2 separate regions of the Homo sapiens genome follow, and region 2 is linked to region 1. A link is an interaction called in ENCODE POLR2A ChIA-PET data of the cell type or tissue named here. Cell type or tissue: PC-9. All regions are shown on one strand. Each heading gives the region's core, and the rest is flanking DNA. Links, peaks and the distances in the headings are about the cores only.

Region 1 (5,403 bases), core at 1-5,000:
GGGGTGTGTTTGTGTTCCATGGAGCACTTGGTCATATTGGAGGCTGGAATGGAGAAGGGTATGGAAATGAACAGTAGAAATAATTAGGAAGCCAGGCCTGCTGACTTAGCGATAGAGGCGGAACCCTGGTATCTAGGACACTGCGGAGGCTGACACATTCCCATTCTCCTTCCCAGGAAAGAACATGGCCTGTGTGCAGCGGACGCTGATGAATCTGGGTGGGCTGGCAGTAGCCCGAGATGATGGGCTCTTCTCTGGGGATCCCAACTGGTTCCCTAAGTAAGTATTGCTGGGACAGCCGCAGGGTCCAGCAGGTGCATTGTTTCTGCCCAATCCTGTCCCTAGGAAATAACTTATCTCAGTAGCAGCTGGCCCTTTACAAAGCACTTTCAGAAAATTCCTCATCTCACTTAATCCTCACAACACCCTCTGGGATGGCAAATGACTGTCCCTTTGGACAGATGAGGAGGTGGCTTCAGAGAGCTTATGGCTCTCGAGGGCAGAGCTGGCACCAGCCCTTGAGCCAACAGCAAAGCCTGTGCTCTGTCCAAGGAAGGGATTTACTAGGGCAGCCTGTGATCTCCTCTAACCACCACTCCCTTGTCACCCAGGAAATCCAAGGAGAATCCTCGGAACTTCTCGGATAACCAGCTGCAAGAGGGCAAGAACGTGATCGGGTTACAGATGGGCACCAACCGCGGGGCGTCTCAGGCAGGCATGACTGGCTACGGGATGCCACGCCAGATCCTCTGATCCCACCCCAGGCCTTGCCCCTGCCCTCCCACGAATGGTTAATATATATGTAGATATATATTTTAGCAGTGACATTCCCAGAGAGCCCCAGAGCTCTCAAGCTCCTTTCTGTCAGGGTGGGGGGTTCAGCCTGTCCTGTCACCTCTGAGGTGCCTGCTGGCATCCTCTCCCCCATGCTTACTAATACATTCCCTTCCCCATAGCCATCAAAACTGGACCAACTGGCCTCTTCCTTTCCCCTGGGACCAAAATTTAGGGGCCTCAGTCCCTCACCGCCATGCCCTGGCCTATTCTGTCTCTCCTTCTTCCCCCTGGCCTGTTCTGTCTCTGAGCTCTGTGTCCTCCGTTCATTCCATGGCTGGGAGTCACTGATGCTGCCTCTGCCTTCTGATGCTGGACTGGCCTTGCTTCTACAAGTATGCTTCTCCCACAGCTGTGGCTGCAGGAACTTAATTTATAGGGAGGAGCCTGTGGCAGCTGCTGCCCCAGCCACAGCTGCACTGACTGTGCTCACCACACATCTGGGGCAGCCTTCCCTGGCAGGGGCCCTCGTGGCTTCTCATTTTCCATTCCCTTCACTGTGGCTAAGGGGTGGGGTGAGGGGATGGAGAGGGAGGGCTGCCTACCATGGTCTGGGGCTTGAGGAAGATGAGTTTGTTGATTTAAATAAAGAATTTGTCATTTTTGAATGGACTCTGGCTGTGTCTGGGGCCACTGTGCCACTGTGGGGAAGGGAGGAATACTGGGCAAAGTGCAGTGAGTGATACAGGAAGGAGGGCAGAGATGAGAGGTTGCAGTGCTAACCCCTGTCTTGAGTTTCCTCCCCATCCTCATTCTCACTTGCTTTGGGGGGTGGTGTAGGTTGGAATTGAGAGGGGACAGGACCTCACAGCTGAATGCAGACTATGTAGGCAGTGTCCACAGGGAAGTAAGGCCCTTTCTAGTCAATGGAATTGGCTAATCCTGCCTGCTGCCTTTGGCTGGGTCTGCCTCTACAGTTGGAACAGCTTCTCAGTCACTGAGAGGGTGGGGCTGGCTGCTGGCACAGCCATCAGTCCTGGCAAGTGAAGCTGTCTCCAGGTGAGAGGTCCCTCAGGCGGGCTTGGGGTGAGGTGGTCTGTGTTGGAGTGGTGAGGGTGGGGGTTGCAGTGGTGAGGAAACGTGGAGAGCTGGGGAATGAGCAGGAGTGAGTTGGTGGTGGTCGCTGGAGGGAAGAAGCCGTGTTGATTGATCCTAAGCACCTGTGAACTAAGTGCCTGGGAGAGACTAAAACTTCCTTTCTAGGGTGTGGCCTTGGGCCATGATCATCAATTTTGGGTCAGGTTGTCTCTAGCACCTATCCTTGACCGAGGCATGAGTGTTCCACCCACAGTTTCTTTTTTTTTCTTTTCTTTTTTTTTTTGAGACAGAGTCTTGCTTTGTCACCCAGGCTGTAGTGCAGTAGCATGATCGCTCTTGTTCTCCAGGCTGGAGTGCAGTGGCATGATCTCGGCTCACTGCGACCTCCGCCTCCCAGGTTCAAGCGATTCTCCTGCCTCAGCCTCCTGAGTAGCTGGGATTACAGGCATGTGCCACCACGCCTGGCTAATTTTTTTGTATTTTTAGTAGAGACGGGGTTTTTCCACGTTGGTCAGGCTGGTCTTGAACTCCCGACCTCAGGTGATCTGCCAGCCTCGGCCTCCCAAAGTGCTGGGATTACAGATGTGAGCCACCGTGCCTGGCTATTTTTTGTATTTTTTATAGAGATGGGGTTTCACCATGTTGGCCAGCCTGGTCTCGAACCCCTGAGCTCAAGCGATCTGCCTGACCTCATGGCTCTGCCTTTTCTTGCCATCTCCCAACTCCCCAGCCTCAGCCTCCCAAAGTGCTGGGAGCCCCACCCATAGTTTCTAACCACTAGGTGTTACCTTTACCCCAAGGCTTCCCAGTCAGACTCTGTGTCTCCCCAGGGGGAATTTGAGGGACGCTGGGCCAGTCTGACATTAAGTTCCAGCCCCATCAGCCTCACCCAGAGGCCTGGCCTTCCTTGCCCCTTTCCCCTTTTCTACCTGAGGGTATCTCTGTCTCCTAGGAGGAGAAAGCCACAACACTGTGCCTGAGGGAAACAGGTTTGTATCCAGAGCTTTTGTTCTCTCCCCTTTTGTTCCCCTGCTTCTCTGAGGCTCCCTCTTCCAAAAAGCACCCACTAGGGGCGAGGCCCAATGCCAATTCTTCATAGCCATGGCTGTCAGCCTCATCCCCACACCACGCTTAGCCTTGCCACACCACACCTCGGGAGAGACTGTATTTGCTTGCTTGCTGCACTCCCACAGGCTGTGGCACAGATAAGATAGGCTGCAGCCTATGGGCAAATTCCCAGGGGATTAGATCCTTTATCTCTCATTCAGGAAGGCTTTGTGGAATGCTAGTCAGGGAGAGTGATGTCATTGCAGAGAAAACATTGAATTCGCTATGTATACTAAAACAACAAGCCGTTTGCCACCTTCCCTGGTTTAACTATTTATAGCTATAAATTATTGGCCACACGCCTCACAACTCTGAGAAATGCCATTTGTTACAGTGCCAGCGCTGAGAACCACTGCCTTCTCCCAGAAGATTCTCACAAACGCCCAGGAGGTGGATATTACTGTAATGTGTTCCCCATTTTGTCTTTAGATGAGGATACTGGTCTCAGAAGGGCCAAGGAATGTGCCCAGGGCCACAAAGCAATTAAGGGAGAAGCAGGGATTTGCATCCAATCAAGCTGGCTCTGAACCTGGCTGAGCCTGTGCAGCTCTAGGCTCAGCAAGAAGTGAAGCTGTCAAGGGACTAGGGGACAGAGGTGGTGGTGGGTGGCAGGGCAATGCTCCTCATCTGTAAGCTGAAGATGATAATTCCTTCCTCGTGAAGTTGCCGTGAGGATTAGATGAACCCTGGAAAGCACTTTGCATGGGGAATGCTAGCACATAGTGCTCAGGAAATGGAAGTGTGGGGAATAAAAGGTGGAACATTTGTGTATGGACCCTGGGCTGAGAGGGAGCTGATGCCCAGCAGTTTCATGCCCTTCACCACTGTCCTGTTGAACACGGGCCAAGATGCTTTCAGTGGCCCTATCCCCTTTACCTGGAACAGCTTATTTTCAAGGGAGACACCAGCTGTATTTGAGAGGGGCTCAGCCATTGGGCTCACCTTCTTCTGGCTGCACCCACCACCACCCAAGCCTTGTGAGGAATCTCAATGTTCCCTTAATTCATCTAACTGCAGACTCAGCTGCTTCCTTCTGGAGCCGGCCTCCAGTGGCATCTCAACATTTTCCAGCTTTCTGTTTGTCTGCTTTCTAGCATTTTGTCTCACCTGAGGTTACAATTTCATCCTTAACTTGGCTTCTCTCATCTCTGACCCCACTTCAGGCCCTGGGGCCCAGACTAGGCACCAGCCTGTGTATGGTTCTGCCTTTTCTTGCCATCTCCCAACACCTTATTCTGTGTGGCTGTCTACAGTGGTGTCTCTCTCTCTTTCTTACATTTTTCTTTATTATTATTATTATTAATTATTATACTTTAAGTTCTAGGGTACATGTGCATAACGTGCAGGTTTGTTACATAGGTATACATGGGCCATGTTAGTTTGCTGCACCTATCAGCTCGTCATTTACATTAGGCATTTCTCCTAACGCTATCTCTCCCCCAGCCTCCCACCTCCACAACAGGCCCCGGTATGTGATGTTTCCCTCCCTGTGTCCATGTGTTCTCATTGTTCAACTCTTTCTTTCTTTCTTTCTTTTTTTTTTTTTTTAACTTTAAGCTCTGGGATACAGGTGCTGGACATGCAGGTTTGTTGCATAGGTATACGTGTGCCCTGGTGGTTTGCTCCACCTATCAACCCATCACCTAGGTTTTAAGCCCCGCATACATTAACTGTTTGTCCTGATGCTCACCCTCCCCTCGCCACACCCCTTCCCCGACCACAGACCCTGGTATGTCTTGTTCCCCTCTCTGTCTACGTGTTCTCATTGTTCAACGCGCTACAGAGGTGTCTCCTAACACTCTGCACTTGCAGGGCTTCTCCTGCCGCCTGGAACAATCTCCTTCCAGGTGCTGCCCTCACTTGCTCCTTTATCTCCTTCAGGTTTTTGTTTAGACGTCATCTTCCCTGATCACCTCATTTAAAACTGCACACTTCACCCTCAGCCTGGACCCCGTGCTCCATTCCTGCTTTCTTTTATCACCACCTGACACCCAATATATTTTACTTATTTATTTTCTGTCCCCACCCATAGAATGTAAACTACACAAAGGCAGGCTTTTGTTGGTTTTGCTCATGTAGAGTAGTGGTTGGCATGTTGTAGGTGCTGGATAAATATTTGTTGAATGAATGAGTGAGCATGACACCACCCTCATGCTCCTCAGCCCCCTGGCTTGGCAACACAGTGCCCAGCCAGCCCAAGGGCCTAGCAACCCAGCCTTTCATCATATCTGAGATACAGCCCAGCTCATGTCTCTGCTTCCAATGCTTCCAGATTATTCATTTCCAAAAAATAAAAACCCAAGAAGCTGCATTTCCTACAGATAGAGGAGAGGAGGTTGGAGGGTGGATTGCATGCTCTGGACACATGGAAGGTGATTTGAGGATTTGGGGGAAAAAAATGGGAGGAGGGCAGGAGGAAGAGGT
Region 2 (5,913 bases), core at 448-5,447, 300 kb before region 1:
TACATTAGATAACATGGTATTCAATATTAAATTGATTTGATTACTTAGAATATTCTTGTACTTAAGAGATACATGTTGAAGTATTTAGGGGTGAAATGTCATGCGTACATTCAAATAGATAACAAACACATATACATGTGTACATATAAGGAGAACGCAAATGTGGCAATTGTTTTTTAGTAGCTGAGCAGTCTGCTTGCTGTATAACCCATGATCGTATCATAGTCTGCCTGGCCTTTGAGTTCTGCAGCCCTCTGTGGAGTTAGGGCAAAAAGGAAGAGTGAGAATCGAGTTAGGGAATGAAGAGCAATCAGCTCTTAAGATGTATCTGGTTAACCTTATCTTTTTTTTTTTTTTTTTTTTTTTGAGACCTAGAATTAGGAAGGAGTTCAATCGCTTTCTGTTACAAGGTTTTTGGACCACAGGAGATGGGAAAAACACAGTTTGGAAGACTAAATTATACTGATTGCCCAGAATAGTCTGGTTATCCAAGGCCTCTAAGGAATGACTGAGACAGCTAAGTCTCTCTTCCTTTTTATTCCTTCTTAGCTGTGGGGAACTTCAAAGAGCCTAGCCATCTCTTGATGAGGTTTTTTCAGAGAGTGGTTTTAGAATTTAGAATGGTTCTTTGCAATCAGGATCCCATTCCTTATGTTTTTCTTGCCCTGGTGAAAGGGTATTTCAAATTTTCTTCTGGTTTCCTCTAAATTTCAGGGACCTGGGACCTGCATAGATCTAGGGTTTTTATGGTTTGAATACAAATGGAGAGGAGTCTAGAAGTTCAAGGTGTGTCTCACTCTTCCCTGCTTCATTTCCAACTCTTCCATAGGTCCCCCTGTGTCATCTGCAGTGAACAAACCCAAAACACTTGAGTCTTAATGGGAATTATGCAATAGGCATTTAGAGAAAGGAAGTCAGAAGGGGCCAGTGAATTTTTTCTTGACATAAGCTATTGCCTTGCATTCTGTTCCAGAGAGATGCAGGGCTGAATGCCCTCTCCCAGGCCAGCATTTGTCCATTCTCCAAAAGCATTCTGCAGGCCAGTTTGCTTTTAGCTCAGCCAATGCCAGGGTTTGATGATTAACCCATTTGCCCAGGTGAGGAAGGCATCTACTTGGGATGGGTGGGCCCCAGGCCTAAGTTTTAGTGGTCCTAAGAGTAAATGAGTAGAATAAGAGATATAGAGGCTACCCCTGAAGCAAATTTCCTTACATATTCTTGTCTCTGTGTAAGCTGAATGATCGATGTGGTCTTTTACTTGGCTCCCTCTGCTCTGTTTTTTGGTCCTAATTTTCCAGCAGTGGGGGTTACCAGGCACTACTTTCAATGTAGTAGACTCAGCAGTTCTATATCATGCAAATTGTAAATGTAGAGTAGAATGTAATTGTAACGTAGAATGTTAGAACCAAAGATCTTAGAAGTTATTTTCTGCCTTGCCCAGATCTCCTGACTGATTTGAGGATCTTTTCTTTGTTCCCATTCAGCTTCACAGGGACAAGGGTTGGGGGTGGTATCAGAGGACAGCCCCTTAGTCTCCCAAGAGCACTTTGATGCTTGATCCCATTCTCTACATTCCCCCAGCCCAGTCATCTAAGGCCAGAGCTCTTTTCTCTGCTCAGGCATTATTGACAGGATAAGTCCTGGCATTCAGACAGGTCTGGTGAAGTGACCAGGTACTCTGGCCCAGAAGTTCTCTGTCGGCTCCCCCCGCAGGCTCCAATTCAGGTACTGTATGTTATTCTCTTGTTCCTCTTGCCACTGGCTTTTTCCTTAGTCTTAAGTTCCAAGGAATTGTTCCCCTGTGTTTTTTTATTTTCCTGACTTATTCAAGCAGAGCTAGCTCAGAGTACAGGTCTGTAACAAGGGCTTATTAGGAGATAGATGAAAAAGTGCAGGTTTGTATATGTAAGTTGTCCATTACTATAGATAGATACTATTCCAGGCATTGGACTTTAACTGCACTGCCTAAAAGAGCCCAAAGATAAACTTCACAATAGGCTGATATGTGGAATGGGAGGAGGAGATAAAGAACGGGGTTTCTGTTTTATTCATAAGCTCAGTCTTAGCTTCAGTCTTTTCTGAGCATTTGTTTATTTGTAAGATGGAAGTCAAAGTAAGTGGGAAGTCTGTAGGTCAGCTCTATTTTCCATGCCTGCCCTTGACTTCTCCTCAGCTGTTCTCTGCCTGTGCAGGTGAGGCAGCGGAGGTGGTTGGTCCAGAGAGAACTAAAAGAAGTTGTTTTCTTGGACTATAGGTCCAGCTGCAAGGCAGGGTGCCTTTCCTATGTGTTCCTCTTTTCACTAAAAGACTCAAAATGCTTTAGCAGCTAGATCTGGAACTAACTCTTCTGGATGGGGTAGGAACTTCCCTGCCCTTCCCTTAGGGAAGCTCATGTTTCCAAGTCAGACAGCAGGGGGCATTGGGTGCCTTTCGGACAGAAGGAAGCTGCCTAAGCTAGAAGGCCTGCCTGCTGGAGTTTATTTCTTTTGCCTTGTTCAGTGAATTTACCCAGAGGGTGGCTGAGATTGAGGCTTTGGGAGCCCCAAGAAGCTGCTTGGTTTTAATGTGCTGCCTTATAGCTGAGCCTGTTGTGCTCAGGGCAAGTAGTAGGATGTTCCCCCTGGGATGTGCAAGGTTCTCTCAAGCAGACATGAGCCTCCATCACTCCCACCACTCCCTGCAACTCAGCCTCCTCTTCTCAGCCTGTGCCTTCCTCCAGTTCTAGTAAACACTGCCAAATGAATATAGTTCTCCGACTCTTCTCTGGGGGTTCATTGGCAGCTGCTGCTTTCTTCATTTTTTAAAATTTATTTGCCACTTGGTGAAAGCCACTGAGATGGTTTTTTCCAGCCTTGGGCAAGTTGGAGCTTTGGAATCTGGAGTGAATGAGGTCATCTGGATTTCATTGTCTTCTTACGAAGCCAGCAGTAAGCTTGGGCAGTCCACTCACCCACCCCTAGGGCCATATCTGGGGATGAAGCCACCCCCGACCTATACATAGGAAATGATTGATGTGCCTGGTCTTATACCCAGTCTGTGTCTGGTTTCTCTACCCTCAGTGCCCTTTGGCTTAGGCTCAGGATGGGTGGGCCTCCCTTCCCCAGCAGCTGCCTCAGCCCTGATCAAGGGCAGTTATTTGGCTCAAGGTGAGTAGTGGTTTTTAAACCCTACTCCCACACACTGCTGAGTCTGTGTTTTCCTTTCTTCCTGACCAGGTAAACTGTCTTGAGCCCCACCCTCACCTGCCTGTGCTGGCAACCAGTGGCCTAGACCATGATGTGAAGATCTGGGCACCCACAGCTGAAGCTTCCACTGAGCTGACAGGGTTAAAAGATGTAAGTGGCTGACTGCAGAAGTTATTTTCTTTCTGCTTATCCACATACTGTTGATTCTTATTGTCATAGGGAGGAATAACTTGCTGCCCAGTTCTTTAAAGGCACTGCTCTAACACCCTCCCCCACATTCCTGTAATTTCCTCTGTAGGAATAGTCCTGCTCCAGGGGGCAGCTGTGAAGTGGCACTAATTTGTAATAGGATGGGGATAAGGAGCATCTTTAAGAATTATTCTGTATTAAAGCCTGCTACCTTTTCAGCAGCTGAACCTAGGGCATCATTTCCTAATCTAATGTAGCTCCACTTCAACTTAAGGGAAGCTTTTATTGGGATAGGAGATCAGCCTTCTTGATCAGGTCCCGGGTTCCTCTTCATTGCTGCCCCCTCTTCCCAACCTTTTTGGGTTCCAGGTGATTAAGAAGAACAAGCGGGAGCGGGATGAAGATAGCTTGCACCAAACTGACCTGTTTGATAGTCACATGCTGTGGTTCCTTATGCATCACCTGAGACAGAGACGCCATCACCGGGTAAGCTAGGGTTGGAAATGAATTCCCAAGGGAGTGACCCTTTTAAGAGGGCTAAAAAGTTCCAGAGTAGTGACTTCAAGCAGTAATCAGGTGATCTTGGTCGGATTTCCTATCCACTGTCCTCTGTCCCCATCAGATCCCTGATATAGCCTTGGAAGAGACATCAGCAGAAAAGGGTGGTATCTACTTTTGTCCATTGCCGTCCATGTGTAATGCTATCTTCATAAAGGCAAAAGCTGGAGGGTGGAGGAGGGAATTGAGAAGAAATAACAAGTCTCAGTGTGACCCTTCTATTTTTCCTCTTATGCCAAAAGAGGCCTAGTTCAGGGGTTGGCAAACTGGCAGTTGGCCTGCTGCTGGTTTTTGTAAATAAAGTTTCATTGGCTTGCAGCCATACCCATTCTGTGTATTGTCTGTGGCGGCCTTCACGCTACAATGAGTTGAATAGTTGCAATAAAGACCATATAGACCACAAGTCTAAAGTATTTACTCTCTGGCCCTTTAAGAAAAATTCTGCTGATCTCTGGCCTAAAGCATCTAAATTCTGGCTAAGACCTAACAGGCTTGTCCTTGTTCCATCCAGGGAAGTTACTAACAAGCCTTTCCCATCCACAGCGCTGGCGAGAACCTGGGGTTGGGGCCACAGACGCGGACTCTGATGAGTCTCCCAGCTCCTCAGACACATCGGACGAGGAGGAGGGCCCTGACCGGGTGCAGTGCATGCCATCTTGAGGCCTCATACCTAGGTGGGGCAGGCTGGGGCTGCCAACCTGATCCTGCCTGGGCAACCCTTTCCTGTCCCAGGCCCTACATTCAGCAGAAACGCACTTTGGACTTTTTGCTTTAGATAAAAGAAAGACATCCCAGGAGAAGGACAAACCAGAGGAGTGAACCAACAAAGAGTACCTAGGAATGGGAGTTGAGCCCTGGAATGGGGCTCTATGGAGAGGTGCATAGGACTCGGCAGAAATGGCCTCTCCCCAAAGCCTCTTTTTGAGAGGAGAGGGAAGCCTATTTTGTTAACTGGTTTGGGATAGGGAATGGGGTTTCTTTTTCTTTAATCTCCCTTGTTTCTTGGGCTGGGGGAGGGGTGGGGGGAACAACTGGCTATTCAGTACCAAGGGGCCAGAGTGGAGGGTAGGAGTGCCACTCTCTCTTTGGTTTAGGTTTTTGACCTTTTCTTCCTTTGTTTTTTAAAAGTTTATGACAGTTGGCTCCCCCCCCACCCCCAGCAACCCCATCCCAGAATCCTATTTTCCTGGGAAGTCCTTAAAGCCCCTAACCATCCCACACTCTTCACTTTCCTTTCCACCTTATTCATTCTCTGTACTTACCACAGTATTTTGCACTTGATTACATATCCTTCACTCTCTTCTCTTCATCCCATCACCCCCTAAATAGGTCAGGTGAGGGAGGCTGGGAAGAGGTGGGAGGAGGGGCAGAAGTGAAGGAAGAATAGGAAGGATATTACCTCTTCTGTTATTTTTTTAAGAAACATTGTTTGGTGGCAGCAATCTCCCTGTCCCTATCACTGTTAGAGGCCTAATTTTATATCTATAAATATATTAAAAAGCAAGTCAAACTTGGATGTATCAAGGTAAAATTATTGTCAAAGTTTAAATACCTATATATTCTCTGAATGCAATAAAGGGACTTAAGAGTGAACAAGAGTAATGGTGTGGAAGTGACACCTGGGGTCAGTTTACCTCTGTGTATGGTCACTAGAGATTGGGACTTACCCTTTAGGTTTTAGGAGGCTTGAGAATGGAAGGATCCTCATTTCTGCCCTTCCTGGTTCCCTGCTTTGGTGTAGGGGTTGGGAAAAACAGGAAATTCCTCTCAGCTCTGCCTCAGATCTCCTACCTCTCCTTAAGTCTTGTAGGGGGTTCCAAGGATGGCTCTTCTAACCAGAGGCTGGCCTGTCTTTAAAACTTAACTACTTTAGGGTGGTGCCACCACTGCAGACTATTGTGGTACTTTGTGACAGAAGACATGTACACACACACCACACACATACATACACACTCTCTCACTCTGTCTCTCTTACCTTTAG

The links. ChIA-PET counts read pairs that join two places held together with the same protein. Peaks named below come from ENCODE experiments on the same cell type or tissue, not always from the same donor. Only the 100,000 strongest peaks of a DNase experiment are listed, where the experiment ranks them.
Region 2: POLR2A ChIA-PET joins it to region 1 with 6 read pairs; 2 of 35 experiments call an interaction of 5 or more read pairs at or near these places.

What each region holds. Positions count from the first base shown.
Region 1 is chr1:159,914,150-159,919,552 of GRCh38, reverse strand. TAGLN2 (transgelin 2) reads left to right here. Exons shown (of 5, transcript NM_003564.3): 4 at 177-279; 5 at 612-1,442. The coding sequence ends at 753. Among named protein-coding and RNA genes, the nearest start is that of TAGLN2, 8.7 kb to the left of the region's middle. RefSeq lists an enhancer at 747-1,636. In PC-9, for the core only: no CTCF peak of the experiment used is centred there; a DNase peak (open chromatin) is centred at 3,112; H3K27ac peaks cover 4,794 bases.
Region 2 is chr1:160,216,271-160,222,183 of GRCh38, reverse strand. It overlaps DCAF8 (DDB1 and CUL4 associated factor 8), which reads left to right. Exons shown (of 14, transcript NM_015726.4): 12 at 3,216-3,335; 13 at 3,744-3,860; 14 at 4,476-5,913. The coding sequence ends at 4,592. Among named protein-coding and RNA genes, the nearest start is that of PEA15-AS1, 10 kb to the right of the region's middle. In PC-9, for the core only: CTCF peaks have their summits at 2,220 and 2,420 (motif pointing right); no DNase peak of the experiment used is centred there.